Regions from separate parts of the Homo sapiens genome. Here region 1 is linked to region 2. A link is an interaction called in ENCODE POLR2A ChIA-PET data of the cell type or tissue named here. Cell type or tissue: PC-9. All regions are shown on one strand.

Evidence for each region. ChIA-PET counts read pairs that join two places held together with the same protein. Peaks named below come from ENCODE experiments on the same cell type or tissue, not always from the same donor. Only the 100,000 strongest peaks of a DNase experiment are listed, where the experiment ranks them.
Region 1: POLR2A ChIA-PET joins it to region 2 with 5 read pairs; 2 of 35 experiments call an interaction of 5 or more read pairs at or near these places.

The regions. Positions count from the first base shown.
Region 1 is chr2:236,337,736-236,340,235 of GRCh38, reverse strand. It overlaps DRC11 (dynein regulatory complex subunit 11), which reads left to right. Exons shown (of 19, transcript NM_024726.5): 17 at 1,854-2,031. LOC105373945 (a long non-coding RNA gene) reads right to left here and starts at 2,418. Exons shown (of 5, transcript XR_007088138.1): 1 at 2,353-2,418. In PC-9, no CTCF peak of the experiment used is centred here; no DNase peak of the experiment used is centred here; H3K27me3 peaks cover 2,162 bases.
Region 2 is chr2:236,239,214-236,241,713 of GRCh38, reverse strand. It overlaps ASB18 (ankyrin repeat and SOCS box containing 18), which reads left to right. Exons shown (of 6, transcript NM_212556.4): 2 at 312-434. Among named protein-coding and RNA genes, the nearest start is that of ASB18, 24 kb to the left of the region's middle. In PC-9, no CTCF peak of the experiment used is centred here; DNase peaks (open chromatin) are centred at 943 and 1,293; H3K27ac peaks cover 1,003 bases.

The sequences.
Region 1 (2,500 bases), 99 kb before region 2:
TCACTTGAACCCAGGAGGTGGTGATTGCAATGAGCAGAGATTGTGCAACTGCACTGCAGCCTGGATGACACAGTGAGACTCTGTCTCAAAAATAAAAGAAATTGTTCTCACAAAGTTCTTTGACACAAGAAGTGCAAGACTTTTCTGAAAACTACAAAAACGCTGAAAAATTTAAAGGAAGCCTAAATAAATGGAAAGACATTTGTATTCATTGGTTGAAAGACTTAATCTTGTTAAGATGGTAATAATTCCCAAATTGGCCTACATATTCAATGCAATTCCCATGAAATCTCAGCCAGCTTATTTGCAGAAATTGGTAACTGATCCTAAAATTCATCCAGAAATTCAGGAGATCCAGCCAAAACATTCTTCAAAAGAAAAATAAAGTTGGGGGACTCACATGTCCCAATTTCATTTTCCAACTTACCACAAAGCTACAACAATCAAGACAGTGTGGACTTGCCTAAGAAGAGACATAGATCAATGGATCAGAATCAGGAATCCAGTAATAAAGCCTTACATTACAGTTCGTTTTGACAAAGGTGCAAAGACAATTCAATTCAGAAAGAATAATCTTTTCAACAAGTAATGCTGGGACTGTTGAATTGCTGCCTGCAAAAGAAAGAGTTGGACCCTTACCTCACGCCATATACAAAAATCAACTGATAATGTATCAAAGACCTAAAAATAAGGGCTAAAACTAGAACACTCTTACAAGAAAATATAGGCATAAATTTTGTGACCTTAGATTAGGCAGTTGTTCCTTAGATATGACACCAAAAGTACAGGCCACAAAAAGAAAATTGCAACTCATCAAAATTAAAAACTTTTTTGCTGCAAAGGACATCCTCAAGAAAGTGAAAAGACAACCCACAGAACAGAAGAAAATGTTTGCAAACCATGTAATATTGAGGGACTTCTATCTATTAATAGAACCTACAAAGAACCCTTACAACTCAATAATAAAAAGACAAATAACCCAACTTTTAAAGTGGGCCAACAATCTAAATACACATTTTTCCAAATAAGATACACAAATGACCAATAAGCACATGAAAAGACGCAGGAACATCATTAGCCGTCAGCCAAATGGGAGCAAAAATGGCCTCGACTGTGCTTGGGAAGTCTCTGCAGAGGCTCTCACCATTGCCCCTGGTGTGCTTCTCCTTCCCCGGCTTCCTCTTTGCTGTCTGCACTGGGGGCGAGGTTCGTTTGCAGCCAGGCTGTTGCCCATGGCAACATGGTCAGATCTGACTCCCACGGGCTGGAAGTCGTCCTCCCTGGGGTGCTGAACAGCCAGCCTGTTCTCGCTCATTCCTCTCCCTCATTAGTGCTGAGATTATACTAAAATAATTCAGGTTCAAACTATTTCCCAACTGCTTCAGAGAGATAAGTTTCACAGCCTTATGTAACCAGGTATTTTTCAGACATGAGATGCAGGAGCTGGGCTCTTCATTGTTCCAGCAATCAGCAAAGGAAGTCTTGTGTCCAGCTTCCAAACAACTTAGGAAAATGGGAGCACCACAGCTCATTACAGGTCCGAGTGAGCTTCCTTCCGTTTGTAAATCAGCCACCACTTCCCATTCCTAGGGCCAAGGTGCTTCCTTCCTTCCCACCCTCTAAATCTGGACACCAGAGGTTGAGGAAAGGAAACACTGACAATTAAAATCCACTGGGTCATACTGGGAAGCACATTCCGAGACCCATCCCAGGACAAACCTTAAGAAATTGTGTTTGTCAGAGCTTTGCAATCACTTTAACAAAGGATGCTGCAATGCATCCTAAGTAAATTTTCTTTCATTTTTTCATTCTTTTTTTCTATATGTGGACCAATTTTTTTTTCTCTCTCCCAGAATGAACCTAAACGCCTGAAAAAACACCTTCCCCAAATCCTGAAACTCCTGAAACCAGATGACCGGATTCTGATTGTGGGGACCACACGGCGTCCCTTCGATGCTGAACTCCAATCTTTCTGCAAAGTTTACCAGAAAATTATTTTGGTGCCCAGACCAGACTATGCTTCCAGATACGGCAAGTACCCCCAGCCCCTTCCCATGCATGATAGCTGAGGCTGGGCTGTCCACTGTGTGCTTGCCAGGAGGGCGGCCCTTGGACCCGGTGGGCGCCAGATGAGTTGAGGGGAGCCTGCACCCGGTGGGGTGTGTGCACCTGCACCCAACACAGAGCATGTGCTGCAGATATAAACCACTAGGTCACGTTCTGTTCTTAGCATATATCTCTCTACCCAAGACAAAAGGAAACTGGACAAGGATTATGATTTCTGGCCCTGACAGTGACAAAAGCCTTGTGGGTGCTGATTTTTCTTGGGACGGGTAGATTAAGATCACTCACCTTGCACCCATGGTGATGGTGTCTTCCTCATAGAGTGTAGTTTCTTTTCACCGGGTTGGGTTTTTTTTTTTTTCTTCCAGTCTCAAAGTCCACTTGTGTAATGATTTACTTAAAATGAACATTAAAATACAACGAGAGCTTACTTTTT
Region 2 (2,500 bases):
GGCATCCCAGTGCTCACATGCCCCTGGTCATATCAAGTAACCATTATCACATCGGAGCCCACAGGAGTTATAAATATACCACCATCGAGCCCCAACTGGATGACAATTGAGTAATGACAATAGAAATAGCTCACACTCCATAAGACCATCTTTCCCGTTCCTGAAGAACTCTTCTGAAATCGACGGCATCTCAATGGAGAGACAGCCAGGGCCAGTGAGAGGAAAACTTCAAATATTTCAAAAGACAGAGAAGGATCCTCAAGCTAGAGCAGGGTCCCCGGTGCAGGAGTACCACACTGCCCTGGTCGCAGGGGACCTCGACCATCTGAAGCCCCTCATGGACCAGTTCTTCCAGGATGCCAACGTGGTGTTTGAGATCAATAAGGATGAGATGGAATGGCAGGTGAAATCTCCAGCCACGTTTGGACTATCAGGTACCCTTGTTCTTTAAAGCTCAGTCATTTATTTTTAAGGGGCTACTAATACTCTCTGGGAGTGTAAGGCTCCCGTGTGTAGACTGGGCACAGTGGCACTGGGTTTAACGTACACAAGAAAAGGACATCTGATGAAGTTTGCTCGCAGTAAAGTGTAGGTTTTAGGTGATGGCCTATAAGAGATCCAGTTGGAAAGGCAAAGCAGCGATTGGTGGGAATGCCTATCCGATGACGCTGGGTGTGCCTCTTGTCTTTACAAAGGAGCATTGGTTTAGGTGTGGAGCTGCCCGTGCCTGCATCTGGCAGCCAGGGAGGTGGGTGCTGAAGAAGGAAAGTCTCTCCTTCAGTTGCGCCCGGAGCAGCCTCTGGCACACAGCTCTGTGTGAGGTCCTTTATGAATCTGCAAATGCCACAGCTACAGCAGGGGCACAGCCAGCATCAGTAGAGGCAGGACCCCAGGACTCTCTGTAGATCCTCCTCCTGGAATCTGGGGAATCCCAAGAATGGGGAAGGAAAAAGGAAGAAACCAGAGGTCCTGACTTCATACGTGTCTGCAGGTGCTCTTGCTGCCTGAACATGGTCACTGTGCGCTGGGCGGACAAGCAGACCTCCCAAGTGGAAAGAGGTCCCCTCCTCCCCCTGCCCACTCAAGATGTGCAGACACTTGCTGACCACCATGCTGCATCTGGGGCTTTCTCGGATGGCACCCTGCTTTGGGCACCCCACCCGCCACCAGCTCAGATGCAACATATTTACCAAGAAGTTTCACATGCGTTGGAATCTACAGCAGCTCTGCCAGACCATGGGATTTGAGAATCTGAGGTCAGTGGCCGGCGGCCAGTGTCCCATGTCCCTGACTCTTAAGCTCTGGCAGGCAAAGAATGCGGAAGGTTGGCTTCCAAAGAACTGACACAGTTCTGTTTATACCTCACACGGGGAGAAGAGAATAAACTCAAAACACTGTCAGAGGGCCGAGCAGCTCCTGCCAACCAGTGAGGCGGTGGGGGCTGCAGGAAAGGCAAATGGCAGTTCCTGTTGGGGCTGCATGTCGCAGCCGACCCCTTCTGGGCCTCCTCTCCCTCACCTATCCCAGACCAAAAATACCAACGGCAGCCCTGGACATACACACACACAAATGTCACAATTTCAAATAGATAGTCATGTTCACCCATCATTTGCACATTCTGTATCCAAAATCAGTTTCCTCCTTCCCTCCCGAATCTTCCCACCCCTAAGTTCTGCTGCTGTCCTGTGGTACACCTGGACGACAGGATACTGGAGCACGCCCACAGCAAAGGGATGTGGGCTGGTACTGAGGAAACGGCAGCCCGGACAGTGAGTAGTGGCCCAAGGCCTCCACACAGGCTGGGAAGAGAGGGAGGCAAGCTCAGGCTGCCTGGATTCCAGCCTCCTCCGGCACAGACACCTGACTGCCCTGCAGCAGATCCAGCAGCAGAAACGACCAGACCCTGTTTGAAAGCAGTGGCCCCATGTGCTCTCCCATGAAAAGACTTCCCGGTGGCCAATTCCAGCTCCCCTGGTGGGGAAGGGATTGATCTGAGTACAGGGAGCAGGTCCCCAGTGGCCACCACCTCGGTGCCCCTCCGTGATAGAATGCTGGCCCATCCAGCCCACAGTCATAGAGAGCACTGACATGGGGGAGCTGATGCTTAGAGGGACACACCACATGCAGAGAAGCCTTAATTCATGTCCCTCCTGGTGGCAGAACTGGGACCAGAGGGCGGGAGTTACAGAAAGCTGATTCCGGCTTCCTGAGCCTTAATTCACGTCCCTCCTGGTGGCAGAACTGGGACCAGAGGGCGGGAGTTACAGAAAGCTGATTCAGACTTCCTGACTGCATCGCCAAGGACCTGGAGACGGTGCTGGCCCACACTGTGGCTGAGCTAGATCCCCACCTATGGCTTCTCCCCATCAGTCCCTGAGAAGACTCAGGAATCCAGGGTGGGTTTACTGAGCGCTAGGGTAGGGTGGGGCTGGGTTGGGGATTTAGCATTTCCCAGAGAAGGCAGTAAGTAGTTTTCATCTCTCAGAAAAACAAATCGAAT